Regions from separate parts of the Mus musculus genome. Here regions 1, 2 and 3 are each linked to region 4. The links are chromatin loops, found by intact Hi-C in ENCODE. Cell type or tissue: heart. All regions are shown on one strand. Region 1 overlaps Zfp663 (zinc finger protein 663). Region 2 overlaps Slc35c2 (solute carrier family 35, member C2). Region 3 has its middle 11 kb from the start of Elmo2. Region 4 has its middle 16 kb from the start of 1700025C18Rik.

The links. Hi-C counts contacts between places; a loop is a spot of excess contacts. Peaks named below come from ENCODE experiments on the same cell type or tissue, not always from the same donor. Only the 100,000 strongest peaks of a DNase experiment are listed, where the experiment ranks them.
Region 1: a loop joins it to region 4, with 10 times the contacts of the local background. A loop is called at or near these places in 33 of 42 quality-filtered maps.
Region 2: a loop joins it to region 4, with 10 times the contacts of the local background. A loop is called at or near these places in 36 of 42 quality-filtered maps.
Region 3: a loop joins it to region 4, with 11 times the contacts of the local background. A loop is called at or near these places in 18 of 42 quality-filtered maps.

The regions. Positions count from the first base shown.
Region 1 is chr2:165,358,849-165,363,848 of GRCm38, forward strand. Zfp663 (zinc finger protein 663) reads right to left here. Exons shown (of 6, transcript NM_001379474.1): 2 at 3,101-3,316; 3 at 1,117-1,240; 4 at 123-249. The coding sequence starts at 1,131. Among named protein-coding and RNA genes, the nearest start is that of Gm29831, 5.8 kb to the right of the region's middle. In heart, a CTCF peak has its summit at 2,235 (motif pointing left); a DNase peak (open chromatin) is centred at 2,153; H3K27me3 peaks cover 2,485 bases.
Region 2 is chr2:165,273,920-165,278,919 of GRCm38, forward strand. It overlaps Slc35c2 (solute carrier family 35, member C2), which reads right to left. Exons shown (of 10, transcript NM_144893.2): 8 at 4,322-4,497; 9 at 3,533-3,662; 10 at 2,603-3,354. The coding sequence ends at 3,227. Among named protein-coding and RNA genes, the nearest start is that of Slc35c2, 11 kb to the right of the region's middle. In heart, a CTCF peak has its summit at 2,214 (motif pointing left); a DNase peak (open chromatin) is centred at 2,184; H3K27me3 peaks cover 366 bases.
Region 3 is chr2:165,335,368-165,340,367 of GRCm38, forward strand. No RefSeq gene overlaps it. Among named protein-coding and RNA genes, the nearest start is that of Elmo2, 11 kb to the left of the region's middle. In heart, a CTCF peak has its summit at 2,021; no DNase peak of the experiment used is centred here; H3K27me3 peaks cover 1,038 bases.
Region 4 is chr2:165,071,967-165,076,966 of GRCm38, forward strand. No RefSeq gene overlaps it. Among named protein-coding and RNA genes, the nearest start is that of 1700025C18Rik, 16 kb to the right of the region's middle. In heart, no CTCF peak of the experiment used is centred here; DNase peaks (open chromatin) are centred at 2,605 and 3,125; H3K27me3 peaks cover 4,669 bases.

The DNA.
Region 1 (5,000 bases), 290 kb after region 4:
TAAAACTTTACTCTTGACACTGATTCGGCTTCTAAGATAAAAAAAAAAAAAAAAAAAAAACTTTTACAAACTGATGGGAGTCTTGTCTGTGAGTCTATGCGCAGTGTCAGGGTGGGGCTTACCCACTGCTCGTAGGTGCCTGTAGGTCTCCAGCATCACTTCCCTGTACAGGTGCCTCTGGGCAGCATCCAGCAGCTGCCACTCCTTCTGAGTGAAGACCACAGACACATCTTCGAACAACACTGGTCCCTGAAACAGACCAACGGGGCTCAGTTGGAAAGGCTCAGAAGCAAAGCAACAGGAGACACAGCTAGGGAATGAGTTGCCCTATCCGTGTCGATCTGCTCTGGCTGCGGAGGACACTTAGGCTGGAGCTTGTTCTGTAAGGATCTTACAGACTTGAGATTTCCTACACATACAAACATTGGCAGCAGTGAACTGCGGGAGACGTACTTCTTTCTTTAGGTCACATGCCACCAAGTTTGTATGTGTGCATGTATGTGCACACGTGTGTGCTCATATGGATATCAAAGGTCAGTGATGAATGTTTTCCTTGGTACCTCTTCATCTTGTATTTTTAAAATCAATTTTGTTAAGGTAGGGTGGGGGTGTATATGTGCGCATATGTATGTATGTGTGTATGTGCATATTGTGTGTATATGTGTGTTGTCTATGTGCATGTTTATGTTTATGTATGTGAGTCTATGTGCATGAATGTTCATTCCTGTGTGAAGGTGTGTATGTATGTATGCATGTATGTATGTATGCATGTATGTATGTATGTATGTATATGCTTGTATTGTATGCATATATGGGTATGTTGTATATGTGTATGTTTATGCGTGTAAGCCTGTGTGCATGTGTGCTCATTCCAGTGTGAAGGTGCAGACCACGCATGCTGAGATGTGCGTGTGGTGACCACCTGTGAGGATAGAGGATGTCTGTCCTCACCTCCCCACCTTATTTGAGACAGGGTCTCTTCAGTCTGTGCACCATGGCTAACTGGCTGTGGGTTTCTGGAGGGTCTCCTGTCTCTGCCTCCTGGTAGGGAGCACACTGGAGTTGCTGAGGTTTGTGCCACTTGCCTAGTGGTTTCTTGGGGCTGTGTCACCATACCTGGCTTTTAAACATGGGTGCTGGAGTTCTGTACTCAGGTCCTTATGCATCTCGGTGGGCAATTCACCCTCCGAGCCATCTCTCCAGTCGTTGTCTGTGCACAGCAAGCTCTGGGCAACTGCAGCTGTAGCATGAGTAAAGGCTTAGAGGGTAGCTGAAAACAGAGCTGGTGTTAGAGGAGTTACAGGGAGGGTGGTGAGAGAGGAGGAGACTGGAGGCCTGGGAGAGGCCAGAACAGTTCAAGTGTGGGGGAGGGGCAGAGGAAGAAAGGGTAGGCTGGTGGCTCCCATCAGCACATCCCTTGGCAATCTTAGTGTATGCACACAGTCCTCAAGTAATCCCCCAAACTAGAGGTCAACAAGTTTAGTTTTAGACAAACAAACAAACAAACAAACAAACTCCCAAAGGTAATGGAAATTCCAGTATTTTTTACAAACACACCTCTGGTTTAGCCTGTTCATATCTCATGAAACATCTCCCTTCTTGGGGATCATCTATGGGTTGCAGAGACACACAGGCAACTCAGCTAACACAACTAGATTTATATTTTGAGAGCAACACTCTAGGAACAAACTATAGATTGACTTAAGGAGCCGATTCTCAGGTTAGAGAGATGCCTCAGTGCTAAAGAGCACTGGCTGCTCTTGTGGATGACAGGGGTTTGAGGCCAGCACCCACATGGCGGCCCACACGCCTTTAATTTCCATTCTATGGGGTCCAATGCTCTCTTCAGGCCTCCTTGGGTACCAGGCATGCATGGAGACAAAACACCCATATACATTTAATTTAAAAAGAAAGGAAGGAAGGAAGAGAGAAAGAGAGAGAAAGAAAAGAGGAAGAAAGAGAAAGAACGAAAGAAAGAAAGAAAGAAAGAAAGAAAGAAAGAGGAAGGAAGGAAGGAAGGAAGGAAGGAAGGAAGGAAAGGAAGGAAGGAAGGAAGGAAGGAAGGAAGGAAGGAAGGAAGGAAGGAAGAAAGAAAGAAGGGAGGAAGGAAGGGAAGAAGAGAGAAACTGGTTCTCAGCCACAGCAGTGGTTGCCTCCCTGGGGACATCTGGCAACATCTGTGGGCTGCACATTTGCTACACTGAGAGGGCAGCACTAGTGTAGTGCTGCCATCTAGTGGATTCATCCAGACACACAGCTAAACGCCCTACAACAAAGCAAGTTGACCTCTCTCCAAGTGATCAGGTTAGGAAGTGGATCCAGTAAGAAGTTAGAGACTTCTCTAACAGCTGGGATAAGGTCACTGTGACAGAGTGTGCCTGGAGTTGAGCAGGAAAGAAGAGAAGGAGAGGAGCTTTGAAGGTAGTGAGTGGGCACGCGGCTTAGGGCCACATACTGTCCTGAGATGAGATTGTAAAGCCCAAAGAATGTGCTGGGGAGAGAGGGAATGGGAAGAGATCAAGAGGGAAGGGAGGGAGGGAAGTAGGGAAAGACAGAAAGAGGTGGGAAGGGAAGGTGAGGGAGAGGGAGAGAGGAAGGGAAGGGAAGGAGGAAGGGAGGGAGAGATGGGCATAAGATAAGCTTTGGACTCCAGAGAGAGAGATAGGGACAAGCCCACTCTTTTAGAAATCAGATCTATCTCCGAAGTAGAAACTTTTAGTTCTTTGGAAAGTTAGTTATGTCAAATGGTGGTTTGCTGGGGCACACAGGTGAAAGGATCTTTTGCTAAAGCAGACACGTGAAAGACAGTTTTCCTGAAGCAGACACACGTGAAACGATGTTTGGATAGAGCAGACATGCGAGAGGACCCTTGATGAAGGAGTGAGTATAAATATGACCCCACCCACAGACACTCTTGATGAAGGAGTATAAATACGACCCCACGGACAATGGGGGACGAGCACTGAGCATCGGTTTGATTTGTTCTGTCTCGCTATTCTTCACTAAAGTCACGCATGTATTGGTACATGTCTTTAGTGAAGACCTTACATAGTGCTGTTGAGCTCAACTTATGCTAACACCACCACTGAGAGACACTCACCCGAGAACTGCTTGTGAGGCTCCTGCGGCAGCTTGCTGCTTCTGCAGCCTTGCCTTAGGCCGGTTAGGAAGCCTGGCAGTTTCTTCAGGATTGACCTACAGCTGCTGGTTGGTGCCTGGTATCTTCCTGCAGAAAGGACTGGTCTGTAGCTGCTGGTTCATGCCTGGTATCTGCTGGTCTGCAGCGGCTGAGTCGTATTTGGTATTTGCTACAGGACTGAACCCAAGAAGATCAAGTTCGTCCCCAAAGAACTACAGCTGAACAGGTCCACTTCCCCCAGATCTTAACAATTTTTCTCTTCCACGACCTCTGCTGGGTGGTGGGCTATTGGAGAGACTGAACTCTTACTAAAAGTAAGTTGCAAAAAAAATTATGCCTACATATCTCAGCAGTATCCAAAACTGCAAGGAGGGAATTGTCCACAAAGAACCGGAAGATTGGAGAAGCAGAGGCAGTAGTAACCAGTACAGAAAACTCATAGGCCCTGAGGCCCAAGAAGGGACTGGAAGCAGGGCTTTGGGTCTGCAGTGGTGCTCAGAAATGACAAGCCCAAGAATGAGTGGCTTTCTAGGGTTTGTGTCACACAGCTCGCTCTTCTGCTCTTGCGTCTTGAGAGAGAAGCAAGGGCGTCCCAGGCTTGTTGTCCTCACAGAGGAGCACAGGGCCGGGCTGTGGGCATGTCAGAAATTTCTATTAGTTTCTGGCAGACAGTGAGTGGGTGGCAGGTACCCCAGGCACCTGTTGCCACCCCACAGACACAGACTGAGCAGCGCCTCAGATCTCCTTATAGAACCCAGCAAGGCCTTTTAGCTTAGAAAGCGCAGAGGCTGGGGGTTGACCAGAGCTGTGATCAGCAGACAGACTGCCAGACTTCTGGGCAGATCCTCAGCCCTGAGGGTTAATATTCAGGGTCGTTCCCTAGAATGCGCAGGGTACTGTCCCCTGGAGTCTGAGACCTTCAGAGCCAGTCAGGAGCTGGGCACTGTGCAGAGCGCCCTGATGCGGCACGATTTTCTTCTGGGTGATTCTGGGGGAATAGTAAATCCCACTCTCTGTCAGAGGAGGGGTCCCCTGGAGTTTGTCTCCCTGTCTCAATCTATACAGTCTGAAGACAACATCCTAAGGCATCTCCCATCATCTCGCGTGAAAGGCCTCAGGCCAGGCCCTATCCCATGGGAAAGATCAGGAGCGGAGCCTCAGCTCCAGGTAGCAGAGCAAATGCAGACAGCCACCCGGGTAGCTGCAGCACAGAAGACGGAAAAGACCTGTGACATGAGAATAAGAGAGAATCAAGGTCCGAAAAGCAAGCTGGGGAAGGGGCTCACAGGCCGCAGAACCAATGCAATGTGAGTGAGAAACTGATGATAAGCCAGGGAAGATGGGAATGGCTGTAAGCATCAAAGAGAGGGGCTGGAGAGATGGCTCAGAGAGCACTGGGTGATCTTCCAGAGGTCCCAAGTTCAATTCCCAGCACCCAATATGGTGGCTCATAACTGTCTATAATGGGATCTAGTGCCCCCTTCTGGCCTGCAGGCATACATGCAGGCAGCATGCTGTATACATGCTGAGAGGGCTGGGGCGGAGCGCCTGCGTATAGTCCGTATATAAGGCCTTGGATTCACTCACCAATACTGGGGACAATAGAGATTGAAGGAAAATAAAGTTGGGCCGGGGAGATGGCTCGGTGGGCAAGACACTTGTCTCCAAGCTTGAGAACCAGAACCAGAAGCTGGAAGGAGAGAACGGAGTCCGAGACTTCTGACCTGCATTTGCACACAGTGGCACGTGCACTGCCCCTCCCCCCAAAGCGAAAGAACAGAAAGCCGGATGGACGGCCCTCTTAGTGGCCAGCCATAGACGGAAGCTCAGAATGGGGAGACAGCATGAAAGGGTGGAGGCA
Region 2 (5,000 bases), 200 kb after region 4:
GATGGGAACCTGCCTGTTTTACTGAACAAATTATTTCAAAATTACAACTAGCACTATTCACACTTAAAACAAACAAACAAACAAACAAAAAATCCCATTTTTATAGCACTTAGGGAGGGGTATGTATGAGTAATGCCCCACACTATGGTAGTCAGAGGACAATCTGTGGAGATGCTGTCTCCTTCCTCCATGTGGGGCCCAGGGATCAAACTCAAGTTTCTGGCTTAGTGGCAAGCACTTTTTTTTTTTTTGCCTACAGTGCCATCACTCCACTCCTGGAAATTCCTCCATGAAAGGAACACCCGTTAAGAGGCTCTTGGCTGTAACCCCTAAATGTGGGGACTCCTCTTCCTTGTCACCTGGGTAGGTTGTGGCTTCCTCAATCTGGATACCGACTGCTAATAACTGTGTGTCCAGCACTGTGAGTGGATTTCCATACATCTCTCTGTCTCCACAGTTGCTCAGGAGATAGCGCTATCCCATTTATGGGTAAAGAAACAGACTTGGGTATGTGTGGGGTGGGTGTGTGTGTGTAATCAGCAACATGCCCACTGGGGCAGAGAAAAATGGAGGACGTCTAGATCCTCGGCCTCTGTGAGGTTCGTTTCCTCAGCCAAGTTGAAATAGGTCCACAAATTCTAGCTGGACCGGGCCACCTGGCATTAAATAACTTATATGGAGGGTCAGAGAGTGGCCCCTGTCCTCCCCACCCCTGCTCGCTTTCCCTGGGCTAGGACAAAGGACTCTGCCTTCAAGTGCAGCTGTCTGCCACGTGGCCAACACTCCCTGGATGGCTTCCCCTGGAAGGATGATCCAGGATCCTCCATCCTCAGGGCTTTTGCAATAGGATGCTGGCAGGTACCATGGGGCAAATTCTCCTGGCTCCAGGCAACTCCTCTCAGGCCACCGGGATCTTTACAGCACAGGAAAAAACAGATGGAGATGATCCCCTGAGCCCCAAGGGTAGAGAGGGTACCAGAATTAAAGATGCAGGTATACCAGGCTCTCAGCAAACCCCTGGCTTGTTCTTGTCAGCACACCAACCACAAACGTCCTAGTATATTGGGGTCATTAACCTTCCTCCCACTGTGGGCTCCTGGGAGAGGTGGTGGGCACATAAGCACTTAAAACCCAGACCTAGGTCAACCCCCCCCCTCCGCCCCCCTTCCGCTGCTGCAGCAGCCCTGGAGCTGGGGACAACTGTACAGCCTCAGAGAGACCAGTCACATCCTCAGCTTCCTTCAACCTGGGCAAACGCTGAGTTGCCATGGTGATGCTGCAGCCCCCAAGATGCAGTGGCTGCAGACAGCATGGGTGGTTGGAGGGCTCAGGGCTGAGGGTGGACAGTCTAGACCAGGAGGCCAGGCAACTGGGTGGGCCGGGTGGGGGAGGAGGAAAGGGAGGCCTCCTCTAGGCCTGGCTGGTAATTGCTGCTAAGTGAGGGGCTGTCATTGAACCCAACATGTGAGCGGTGAGGACCCACTCCGCACCCTGTAATTACTGCACCAGACAGCAGTGCCAGATTGTGTCCTGGAGAGGGGGGCGGGGCAGAGCAGACAGGAAGCTCTCATCCACCTGAGCCAGCGGGCTGTGTGCGGCTCTCTCCCTCATAGGCAGCCACCTCAGCCCCTCCTGGCCTGTCTCTTCCCACATCATTGAGTTGGAACAAGAGCATTCTATAATCCTGCCCTCTGAGCTCGCAGAACCCAAGACAGGCAGGGGCCGGATAAGGTAGCTCTCTGGAGTGTGGGGGTTGGCAGGGAATCAGGTCTCAAAGCTGATCATAGTTCCAGTCCCTTTGAGGTTGGCTGCTCCTGGGCCTCAGTCTCCCCGCCAGACTCTAAACTCACAGGGATCCCTCTACAGCAGGGGTGGGCAAGAACTCATTTTGGAAACCAGATTTTACTGGGATGTAGCCACACCCCCTTTGTGTCTGTGCCATGCAAGGCTTCTTTCCTGCTTCAAGTTGCAACAGACACCATATGGCCCTCAATGGAAATATTTACTATTTGTCCCCTCTACAAGTTTGGAGTCCGGCTCATGTTCTGGGCATAGCCAATGCAGCTCGAGTCGCTCCAATTCCACTCAGAGCCCCTCCTGGGTCTTTGCCCAAAGCCACACAGACATCACCGCACAGTCAGGCACCCTCTGCTGCCAGGGTTTGGGCAGGGGTGGCAGCAGGCAGGGCTGGAACCACAGTGTAGGCAAATGGCGCCACCTGCTGTGAGTGCCTGAAGCACGTCTCCGGTCAAGCCTCCTGGGCCAGCAGCACCTGGGCCAAGGCAGAGGAGAACCAGCCCCGAGGACGGTGTCAGGCCACAAGAGGGCTCAGCCCTGTGGCATGACCTTAGAGAAGGGCACAAGTTGGCCCAGAGCCGGTAAATTCTTCTTTTTCTAAGTCTTGGTCTCTTGGTTCTTGACAGTACTTTAAGAATATATAACACTGAATCTGTAACATTTTCCAGAAAGCCTGAGCTAGACATTATTCCCTTTTTAAAAAGGGATTACGCCTTTAAAAAGCAGACACACAACCTACAGCACAGAGAAACTAAGTTATCCGCTTAAGGTCACACAGTACAAGGCAGAGCCGGAATGCAAATCTGGGCTGAGGCACTGGTAGTCTCCAGAGGCTGGTACTGAGCAAACACTCATTTATTTCCTGCGGTGGGTCCATGGTGTGGCCCCAAGGATGGGGCCTGGGGCACAAACAGGAGCATGGGCTACAGAAGGCGGAGCGGAGGACAAGGCCCCAGGCAGGGAACGGAGGAGAGGCCAGGCCCCAGGGCTCTCCCTGCTCTCATGCCTTAGGCAACACTGGGCTGTGGAGAGGAAATCATTATTTCAACTATAAATAAATCTACTCTCTGAGGAAGCTGCAGTCCAGGTGATGAGGCCTAGTCTCTCCATGACTCCTTTCCTGATACCCCACAGTCCGAATCTGAGAGACTACCTCATCTCTCACGTTCACCTTGGCTCTCAGAACCAGAACAATGGTGGAGACAGGCCACTGGCTCCCTTCACTGACAGCTCAGGTCCTATGTGAGCCTGGCATTCGCTTTTTGGGACCAAGCTCCACAGGGAAGAGCCGGAGGCTCAGAGTCCTTGCAGGAAGCTCTGAGGCCACCACTTGCAGCGGCTCTGAGAAACCGGCTGGGCTGCTGGACCTGGCCAAGATCTGCCAGCAGGGATGACCACAGAGTGGCCTGCTTTGCTGCTCCTGGGCTGGTCACTGTTGTCCCTGGGTCACAAAATATTCCTCTTCCCCGTCCTCTTCCTCCTGCTGGCTACTCCGGAGCAGCAGTTCCAGGTCAGCGCTGGAGCCCAGGCTCTTCAGGGGCTTGGGGCCACCATCACCTTGGGGTAGACACGTCACAGTTACTGACCTAGTAAACTTCTCTGGGGATGGCCCTTATATCCTCCCAGGGTGGTAGCACCACCTGGCACATGAGCTACAGCAACAGCTGGCAATTGGTGGCTAGATGGTGGGAGGGGCAGTCAGTAACACTAAGCCATGGGGAGGAGGCCACAGTACCTCTGGAATGTAGAGCCTTGAGGGCCACATGCAGGGAGATGCCAGAGAGGCAGAGGGCAAAGCCCAGCCAGTTCAGGAGGCTGATCTGGTCGCCCAGCAGGTGAGCTGCCAACAGCAGGGTGCAGACTTCCTGTGGGTAAAGGCAGACCATGGGTCAGAAGCTGACTCTGTGGCCAGGAAGGCGGGGCTCTGTGTACACTGAGGCCAAAGCCAGACCACTTGGTGTGACAGGCAGAGGTGGGGACCTCTGTACCCAGACCACCAGCCTGCAGACCTGTTGTTACTGAGATGCATGCCTCTCAGCAAAAACTGAATGCCAACCAACCCCCAGACTGCGGCACACGTGCCCCCAACAGTAAGGGAGTCGGCTGTTGCTAGGCACCCACAGATGGACAGCTCTCAGCATGGCGTTAAGACAGGTCTCTCCTCATCAGAGCTAGAAGATGCTTAACACCCAAATGTTTGCTTTGGGTGTCACTGCTCCGGCATGGGGTCTACCTGACCAGGCTCCTCCATAGACATGACCTGTGCACCCAGCCCTCAGTGCTGGGACTCTGCACAGATCAGCATTCAGTGCTCCAGGCTACTGCCATGTAACTCAAGCTGCCAGTCAGGCCCAAGGTAGGCCCACTGCAGGCCTGGCGGTGTGAGGCCTGGCCTGCGTCCTCAGAGCTACGTGCTGGTGAGAAGTGACACTGGCTCAGCTCCACAGGGGACAATGACATCACATCCTGCATCCCTCAGGGGGCTCCTTCCAGGGCAGGTCTGGGGTGGCTGCCCAGTGTGTACCTTAAAGATGCCAGCGATGGAGAGTGTGAGGCTTGACGTTCTGGAGACCAGGAGGAACTCGGAGAAGCCCAAACCGAAGGCCAGAATCCCACCGAGGAGGAGGCTCCCAAGCACCCACAGGAGCAGCCCTGTGTCCTGGAAGCGGAAGATCTTCTCAGAGGTGGACAAGTGGAGACCTGAAAGCAGCAAGGGGAGAGTGGGAGGCTGGGGCCTGCGCAGCCCTCCTGGCCCTACTCAACAGCTACCATGTTTCTTCAGCATGGTATCGCGGGGTGGGGAGTGCGGCTAGCTGATTATCTGAGGTAGGAGAAAGAAGGGGGGCTTTGAAATAGTCCCCCACAGATGGCCTGAGACTCAGGGACCAAGGTGGCTACTACAGAGCCCAGGGCAATGCGTGTCCATTATCAGAACAGGAGGAATTGTACCTGTGGACTCTGGTGGAGGCTGACTGTATACAGATACAAAATGTACAGATGTAGGGCCCTCACCTTTAGATGACATGCATGTTAGATGACGTGCATGTCAGTATACATGTACACGTGTATACACACACACACACACACACACACACACACACACAGAGCCTTATGCTCTACCACCCATCTATACAGCCCAGCCCACATCTGGGTCTTGCTACTATAAAGCTATGTATGGACTGTGGTGGAGATGGCCCCCTTTG
Region 3 (5,000 bases), 260 kb after region 4:
CATGTGTGTGCTCACCTGTGGGTGTTCAAGTCATGGTTCCACTGCTGTGAAGAGACACCATGACCACTGCTGTGAAGAGACACCATGATCTTTTTTTTTCTTGGATTTTCGAGACAGGGTTTCTCTGTGTAGTCCTGGTCGTCCTGGAACTCACTCTGTAGACCAGGCTGGCCTTGGATTCAGAAATCTGCCTGCCTCTGCCTCCCAAGTGCTGGGATTAAAGGCATGTGCCACCACTGCCTGGCTATGACCACAGCAACTCTTAGAAAAGAAAACGTTTAATTGGGGCTGGCTTACAGTTTCAGAGGCTTAATCCATTCTCTTTATAGCAAGGAATATGGTGGTGTGCAGGCAGACATGGTGCTGGGGAAGTAATGAGACCCATGTCTGAATCCACATGTAAGGAAGACAGAGGTCCTGGGCCTGGCTTGGGCTTTTGAAAGCTCAAAGCCCACCCCCCATGACACCCATCCTCTAAGAAGACAGCACCTGCTCTATCAAGGCCACACCTTCTAGTCCTTGTCAAGTAGTGCCACTCCCTGATGACCAAGCATTCAAAAATGTGAGCCTATGGGGGACAACCTTTTTGTTTGTTTTTAGACAGGGTTTCTCAGGGCTGGAACTAGCTCTGTAGATCAGGCTAGCCTTGAACTCATAGAGATCCACCTGCCTCTTCCTTCTGAGTGCTGGGATTAAAGGCTTGCACCACACCTGGCTAGGGGGCCATTCTTCTTCAAACCACCACTGTGTGTGTGTGTGTGTGTGTGTGTGTGTGTGTGTGTGTGTGTGTGTGTGTGTGTGATATGCATGTGTGCATGCCACAGAACACATATGGAGACCAGCCGTGTGTGTGTATGTGTGTGTGTGTGTGTGTGTGTGTGTGTGATATGCATGTGTGCATGCCACAGAACACATATGGAGACCAGAGAACAACTTCCAGGAGTCTCCTATTGCAAGTTCTGGGACTCAAACTCAGGTCAACAGGCAGTGTTTCCTGTTGTGCCATCTTGCTGGCCCCTTTTCGTACCTTCACAGACAGGCTGTACAGGAGCGTCTATGCCAGGCTCCCTTCTCATTTCATCCTCGGATGCACAGTCTGGTAGCACTCTCCTTTTACAGAGGGAAACCCTGCGGCAGCCATTGTTCCCAGGCCTCAGTCATCTGGTTAAGAGGGAGCTGGTGTTTAAGCCTGGTTCTGTCTGAGGCCCAGGTCTGAGACAACATTACCTCGTCTCTCTCGAGACAGCACTCGGCTTCAGATAGAAAGAGAGACAAAGTGGTTTAAAATGGGCAAAAGCAGCACGGGAAGAAATTTATGGGGACTTGGTTCTTTAAGCAAGAAGCAAAGGGCACGAGGCAGCCAGCCAGTCTGCTTTGGCTCTCAGAGGCTGGGTGCACATAATTCACAATAACTTAATTTGGGGAAATCGTTCTTCTGGGAACTGAGGTTTCTGGCATATTTGTGTGTGTGTAGAAGCAGAGGGAAGAAAGGACAGGGCCTTGGAGACTGTGGGGAGCAGGGAGCTGTCAGCCCCAAGGGGGCAAGTTCAGATAGCCTTGAGAGACAGGCATGCTGGATCAGGAAGCCACCCTTTTGCAACATGCAAAGTGTGTGTGTGTGTGTGTGTGTGTGTGTGTGTGTGTGTGTATGTGTGTGTGTAGGGAGGAGGCTAGTCAATGAGATTTGCAAAATTTCCAGCACACTAAGCAATGAAAATAATAAAGACCACTAACCAGTGTAACTAGAGGTGGAGGGCAGGCACCATTTTAAGAATTGCGCATTAATTTATTCACTCCTGGGGACTTTTACACTGCATCGGGTTGAACCTTCACCCCCCGACTCTTTGGATCAGGAATTATTCTTATTGCTCTCATTTTTCACAGGCTTAAGCTGGCGCTTACAGAATTAAGCCATTTGCTCCACAGCTATTTAGTAGCAGATCTGGGGCTCAAACAAGTGGACTCTGACCTTGAGGGTCAGAGCTCTGGAAACCACACCACATCCCTTAGGTCTGGAGCGCCCCCTGGCCTGTCTCCTAGAAACAGCTTCACTTGGGGACACTGAGAGATTTCTCTTTTAAATTTTCTGCCCTTCCTTCTTCTCTCCTTCCTTCCCTCCCCCACCTTCTGTCTCCTGATTTTTCTGAGACAGGGTTTCATATAGCCCAGGTTAGCCTTGAGCTTGTTATGTAGCCAAGAATGACCTTGAACTCTTCATCCTTCTGCCTCCATCTCCCAAACTCAGGTTTGTTTGTGGGGGTGGTGGACTGTGAGAGGAAGTCTGGTAAGGTTGAGCTAAGGTTAGAAGTCCCAGAGACCCTGAAGGGATGGTAGGAGCTTTGCCTGCTCTGGGAACCAGGTCCCTATCATGTAGCCATAGCTCCCCCACCACACACACACCCGTAGAGAGACTTGTGACCATCAGTCACACAGAGGTAGCACCCCAAACCCTCCCACATGTAGATAAGGTATCCCCAACCTTTAAGCACCTACTGTCAGACCCGGACCCACCCCAAAACTGTATGGGGTTGAAGGTGTGTAAGAAGAACTCCAACATCTAAGTGCTTCTGTCATAAGAGCTGTAACACGGCTACCAGAGAAGAGAACTGCTCTCCCGAAACGCCTCCAGAAGCTCCCCCACGCCCCTCACAGGCTGGTCAGCCTCCCACCAGCTCAGTTTCGTCTGACCTAGCCTGACCTAGAGCAGAGCGACCACCCAGTGCAGTGTCTTGGAGCAACGATGCAGTGACAGTGACAATGGCAGCGATGGTGGCAGCAGAGGCCATTCCCCCTCTCTGCTAGAGTTCTCTCCCCTTAGCCTGAACCCTTGCAACCAGCCTGGCCAGAGAACTACATGGAAACCCTCCGGTACACAGGCTCTCATTTCTTGTTGTCCTGTTCTACTTCTTGTTGTGGCTGGAGGCAGGGTTTCTCTGTGGAGGCCTGGCTGTCCTGGAACTCACTCTGTGCTCTGCCTCCAGAGTGCTAGGATCAAAGGTGTGTGCCGGCATGCCAAGCTTTTCAGAACTTTTAAAAAGGAGTGTTTTATTTTTAATTATGATGTGTACGTGTCGGCATGTGGATATGTGCCCAGAGGAAGCCAGGAGAGGCAGGTGGGTTCCTTGGAGCTGGAGTTATAGGGGCTTTGGAGCAGCCTGATCTGGGTGCTGGGAACTGAACTCAGTGTTCTCTGGGAAAAGAGCCAGTGCTCTTAACTGTTGAGCCAACTCTCCAGCCCCCCCAATGTCTTAAGAAGCTGTGCTGGCCCTCCATGGTGGGCTACTTCAGTGTACAAGGGGGGGGGAGGTCATGGACTCTTGTGGGAGGTGCACTTTTCTGAACAGGATCTATGCCCCTTGTAGCACCAGGGTTGGCCCCAGGAACTGCTTCACCAGCAGGAGGACTTAAGGTGACAGCAGCACACATCTTAATTAATAACATGAAATTTTTAGCTAAGTGTGAGGCATGAGTTCCAGCAGGTCAGGACATCTCTGAACAGGCCTAGAAGACATAAACAGTGCCAGCCTAAATCCCAGCGACACAGAAGACCGAGGCAGGAGGATTGCAAATGCAAGGCCAGTCTGGGCTCCATACAAAGTAAGTTCAAGACTGAGGCCGGAGGATCACAAATCCAAGGCTAGCTCAGGCAACTTAGTGAGATCCCCGCCTCAAAACCGAAAGTAAAGAGAGGACAGAAGGGAGAGCCATGTGGTGAGTGTGGCCTAGCAGGCCCAAGGCTGGGGGTTCACTTCCCAGTATATAAAAAAAAAATCAGTCAAACAAGCTTTGACGCAGAAGGTTCCCCCTCTCGTGCAATCCCTTGTCTTCACCCTGAAAAGTGGCATCTGAGGGGCCTAGTCTGTTTCCTTTGCCCCAGCAGACACCTCGAAGTTCTGCTGCTCTGACTGGGGATTTTCAGAAGAACCAACTGCCTATTGGTTGAGAAATGAAGGCAGACATCCTGGAGGGAATGGAGGCCCACCACTCTTCCCTGGGGACTGTCTTGGTTGGGGACAAGGTCCTGTGGCTCTGGTGAATTCTATAGGAGAACTCCTCCCTTCCAGACACATTGTCTGGTTGTTTTCTATAAGTGTCTGTTGAATGTTCCCTATGTATGACCCGGGCCAAACACCTTCATTTTCAAATTCACAGGCAGAGTGTGTAAGCAGAGAAATATAAATTGTGTGTGTGTATGAATGTGCATACATGTGAATGTATGGATGTGTTTCTGTTTGTGTATATGAATTTGTGAGTGAGGGGTGCAAACATGGTGTATGTGTGAGTGTGTGGCTATACAAGTGTATAGGTGGTTGTATGTGTGTGCAGTGGATGTGCATGCGTTTGTACAGATGTGCATGACTGTGTGTGTGTGCTGAGTCAGAAGAGGACTTCAAATGCCTCCTCTATCATCCTCCACCTTACTCCCATGAGAGAAGATCTCCCACTCAACCTGGAGCTAGGCTGGATGCCATCATGTCCCTCTCCCCCAAGCAGGATCCTCCTGTCTCTGCTCCTCTCAGCTCTGAGTTACAGGTGCACACAGCCAGGCAACTCTTGACTGGAAATTCCAGCTCAGACACTCATGGCTATACAGCCTGCCCTTGTACCCACTGAGCCATCACACCAGCCCACTTCCTCAACATTCAGAAGGCTAGTGAGCAAAACTGCAGTGTCCGCTGCTGTAACTGAGGCCAGGGTGGCATTTTGAAATCATCCTTTCTCCTCCGTCACCCAGTCTGGCATCCTCTCAACATGGGTGGTCTAAACCTTATCTTCCGGGTTAGAGCCTTTATTCTGGCCTTCGTCTAACGGTCATTCCTCAACCCAGCTAAAGCCGTCCCAGGAGTGCTCTGGGTCCCCATTGTTCAGTAGCTTCCCGAGCTCCTCGTCCCACAGGGTGGCTTATCCCAGCTGATGTGGCCCTTCCTTCCTTAGCCTACTATTCCTGCATGTGGCCATGTGACTAATCCTGCATCTGGTCCTTGTTCCTAAGATACCAG
Region 4 (5,000 bases):
TTGGGGTCACTTGGGGGGGTTGTCTACAGTACAGACTCCAGGTCTTGGGGCCACAAACCCATTACAATACAGAGCAAGATCAAACCTCAACAGTGGTGCATGCCTGTAACCCTAGCACTCAGGAGGAAGAGGACTAGGAGTTCAAGGCTAGCCTTGGATATATAGTTAACTCAAGGTCAGCCTGGGCTACATGATTGTCTTAGTTGGGGTTTTATTGCTGTAAACAGACACCATGAGCAAGGCAACTCTTAAAAGGACAACATTTAATTGGGGCTGGCTTACAGGTTCAGAGGTTCAGTCCATTATCCTCAAGGCAGGAACATGGCAGCATCCAGGCAGGCATGGTGCAGGAGGACCTGAGAGTTCTATATCTTCATCTGAAGGCTGCTAGGCTGAAGCTGACTTCCAGACAGCTAGGGTGAGGGTCTTAAAGCCCACACCCACAGTGACACACCTACTCCAACAAGGCCACACATCCTAATAGTGCCACTCCCTGGGCCTAGCATTTACAAACCATCACAATGATACTGTCTCAAAAACAAACATTAAAGAGCAACAACTTCTCCCAACAACCCGAACCATACACACAAAGCCACACATCCTTCAAACAGTTTTTATATACGATATGACAGTATGTAAGCAGGCTGCATATTATATTTGAATACAGTATGTATAGATATGGAAGGAAAGCTAAGATACCATGAATGCCTGTGTGGGTAAAACAAAGCATTGAAAATCCCAACTTTGACAGTGGTCTAGCGAGATGGGTCAGGGCTAGGAGCAGCAGCTCCTGCGAAGGCTCTGGGTTTAGTTTCCAGCCCTCACACAGGGCATATGTGTATCATGTGTGCACTGTCCACACAGGTGGAACACTTGTACACATAATATAAACGAACTATCTTTTTTAAAAAAAGAATGGTGTGGTCTGAAGTGGGTGGGTGGGAGTGTTGTGTTTCCAATAATGCTTCATTATTTTTCCAAGAGAACAGAAGATTCATATAATGATTATGTAATTTTAAAAAACCATCAAACATGTACAAAGGAGATGAAGGGTGGACATGCTGGGTTTGCTGTTAGGTTGAAAGAATTAGGATCTTTTCTGAGCTTAAGTAAGAGTGTCCCCAGACTGCTGTGTCTCCAGGGAGTTTTGCCTGTGTGCTCACAACCAGCAGCAAGCTTGCAAGGCTTCAGGTACACAGAAGCAGCCTTGCAGGGCAGGCAGGGTCGGTGTGCCTCGCTGTTTTGCAGGGGTGCAAATGGGTAAAAAGAGGTGGAGTGACTTGCCATCGGTGACACAGGGCTGTGCAGTGGCCCATGAACTCTCATCTCCAAGCTGCTCCAAGATCTGGCTCTCTGCTTTCCAGAACCTAGGCATGGTGGGCGACAGCTTTCAGGGAGATCCTGGGTCCCTCTCCTGCCCCACGACAACATCTCGGGATAAAAATAGACCATCCTGTTCTCTTTTCCTGCTGTGCCAACTGTAGGGGAGCCTAGCCAGGAGGAGCGGCAGATGGAGTGGGAGCAGAGGGGAGGGAAGGAAGGCCGGGGGACAAGGAGGGGAAGGAGGAGACGTGCCTGAAAGAGGGTTCCCGCAAGACTCCTACTGAGGTTTAACCCGTGGGTCTCAGGATGTTTGGATCCCACTGCTTAGAGGGTGGAGCTGGCAGTGGCTGGTCCTGATGGAAGCCGGGGATGCTGAGGGACGAGGGTGCAGCTGAAAGCCAAGAGAAGGACACCTGGCTTTGGCAGTCTTCCCAGAAGAGCTTCCAGGGCCATTTGGTGGCACCAGGTGGAAGCTTCAGTTTAGAAAGCAGAGGGAAGTATGACAGAGGGGGAGGAGAACTTTAGGGTCTAATACTCATCCCCTGCCTAGAGCCCAAATGTTGGTGGCGCTAACTTCCATGGCAGGGTGTGTGTGTGTGTGTGTGTGTGTGTGTGTGTGTGTGTGCGCGCGCGCGCGCGCGCGTGCGCGTACACATGCATGTGTGTTGGATAGAGGCAAAAGACTCATCTCCCACCTGTTACCTGAGTGATCTTGGGCCAGTCACTGCCACCTTTGCCTCTGTTAGAGGGCAGCTGTCACACCCTCGCGGCAGGTGCTGGTGGCGGTGGTGGCTTCCAGACTCTCCTCCAGGTTACAGGTTCTTGGATTTGAAGGAACAAAGTGACCAACTGTGAGGGTTGCCGAGAGACAGATTGCTGGGCCGCACCTCCCATGTTTCTGGCTCAGATCTGGGACCAGGACCAAGAATTTGCATTTCCAGCAAGTTCCCCAGGTGGTCCTGATACTGCAGGATCAGAGAACACACTCTGAGTACAGTTGCCCTTGGCTCACATTGCTGTGTAAGCAGTGGGTTTCCTGTTGGCTTTGGGATTAATGGTTGGGGCTTCCCCCATCCTGGATACTTTTGTGGCTGTGGTGGCTGCAGGCCAGGCTGGGAACAGCTAGGAGAGTGAGTGCCCAGGAGCACACACTATCAGTCCAGCTAATTGAGATAGTGTCTTATGCACGCCAGGCTGGCCTGAAACTCACCACACGGCAGAGGAGGGCAAGCTGACCCTCCAGTGCTGGGGTTATCAGCATGAGCCACCAGAAACAGTTCAGTGCAGTTCAAGGGACTAAACCTGAGGCTTTATGCATGTCAGGCAAACACTATGTCAGCTGAGCTGCCTCCTATCCCTGAGGGGTGACCACACCCCGTTTCCCTAGAGTGATGTAACCTCACACGCCCACAGCCTGCGCATGGTCCTGCTGCTTTTTGTCTGTCACTTTCTCGGTTCAACGTGTTCCCTGGCTCAACTCCCTGACTCACTGTCTGCTTCCATTCATGTCTCTGGTCGGCTTCTGGAAGTTTCTTCCGAAAGTCTGCAGAGCCAAGCATAGCAAAGTAACTTTTGTATCTTTTAGCATCCCTCCCAGAGGGAAGAGGTGGGCATGCTCTGGTTCTACAGCAGCTTAACATGAGCTGTCTGTGATGCCGGGAGTTCCCTACAGTATGGGCTTCTGCCACACATCCCTGATGAATGAATGACTGGTTTTCTAAGGATCCTTCCTGTCCAGCCTGAATGTTAAAGGGAGGACCAGCAGGTGTTGGGGTGGCAGAGATGGAGGGGTGCCTGTGATGCTGATAGTGGCCAGCAGGTGGCAGCAAGGTAACACTCTAAAGTCCTTGCTGGCTGCTTGACAGTCCTAGGTGATGATAGCTCTGCTTTGAGCTGGCTCTGCACAGGGCCCATGCTTTGGAAATGAGGCCTGTCCTCCTGCCTTCCTCACTCCTCAGTTCTGATTAGAACTTAACAGGCAGTCTCAGTCTGAACACTCATCTGAGGTGTGGGATCGTACTGCACCCATTTCACAGATGGGGCTTAGAGGCCAAACAACTTGTTCGGATTAGAGCTGAGATCTAGATCTAAGTTCGTTCCCATCAAGACTGGGACAAACGGGGGTCTGAGCTGGGCAACTAAGCGGTCGAGGATGTAGGTCTGGAGACTAGAAAAGATGAGGCCACCTGGGCCAAGATCCCTTCCCTGGGGCAAAGTCTATTGGCTCTTAAAGGTGCTTCTCAGGGGGGAATGAGAGGGTTCTGCGTTGTTTCCCAACACGCAAATGCAGCTAATTTTATAGTTTGAAGGTCTTGTTAATATGGAGGGTTTAGGATGGAAAGACAGGGAATCTCAATGTATTCAATCCTTTGCTTGGCGCGCGCACACACACACACACACACACACACACTATATATATATATATATATATATAGTCCTGACAGGAACATGAGCAGGTCAGGTAGCGTGTTCTAAGCACACCGTCTTCATCCTCTGCCATTCAGGAGGTTGGATGAAGCCCTAGGGGCTTTGGCTGAAGTTGTTACACAATGACCTGGGCCCAAGGCACTGCAACCCAAGACTTGGACACTGCTTTTGGGCAGCCCTACTAGGTACAACGTAGCCTGAGGTGGCCCTTCTCCAGGTGTGCGCACACAGATGCCCTCTCGCAGACTCAGGCTTGCAGTAGGTTCCTTGGGCAGCAGAAGTTATTAAAGGCTGTGCCCCGGAGGAGGATTGCTCTCCCCTGGAGTCAGCCGGGCATAGAAAATTACAAACCCACCCGCCGGGGTGGGGAGATGCAGTTTTAATTTAAAAAGGGGGTGGGGAATCGTGCTGCAGTTTGGGGTGGGGAGGTCCTTCCTGAAGGAGGCTTTTCTGAAACTAGTCGTGTGGTAAAATAAGAATTCTAGAAAGATCACCTGCTGGCAACCCAGCAGGTGTTGCCCCAGGGGCAGTGGGCTGGGTCTGTGCTTCCTCTTCAGCACCAGGCCTTCTGTCTCTTGCCCTGCGGATGTGTCGATCTGGGTCTGTCCGTCTGTCCAGCTAGCCCCTGCCTCCTCCTCACACCAGGCCTCCCTCCCACTTCCTTCAGGGACTGTCTGGCCCTCAATCCATCCTTCCCACTTCCTGCCCACCTCCTTCATCTCCAGCCCCTTCACCACACCCGGGTTCTCTCTCAAACAAGTGTTATTGTTTTGGCTAATTATAAAAGCCATACTCCAGAATCACACCCCCATCGGAGCGATGCACAGGGCCAGGAAAACAAGGCCACCTGTGCGCCTCCCACCATCCTGCCAATCATAAGGTACGGTCCTTTCAGAATTGCTTTCTGTGTGCCACAAATAGTTTTTAAACTTGAGATATTATTACATGCACTGTTTTGTAAGCAGCTTTCTTTGCTTAGCGGGATACACCAGATGTCTCTCCGTGCCAATAAATATATAGAGCCACAACATGGTTTTAATCGCTCCAGATTCCATTTGTATGGCAGGCTCCTGACTAGTTAGGGAGCCCTGATATTGCTGGACTAGAAGCATACTCTCTTCTGGTCTTCCTCTGGATCTTCCTGAGGCTCTCTCTCTCTCTCTCTCTCTCTCTCTCCATCATCCATTTTCTTTCCATCCACTCCCTCTACTACTTTCCTGCCTCCATCCTTGACTTCTCTGGCCCCGGTT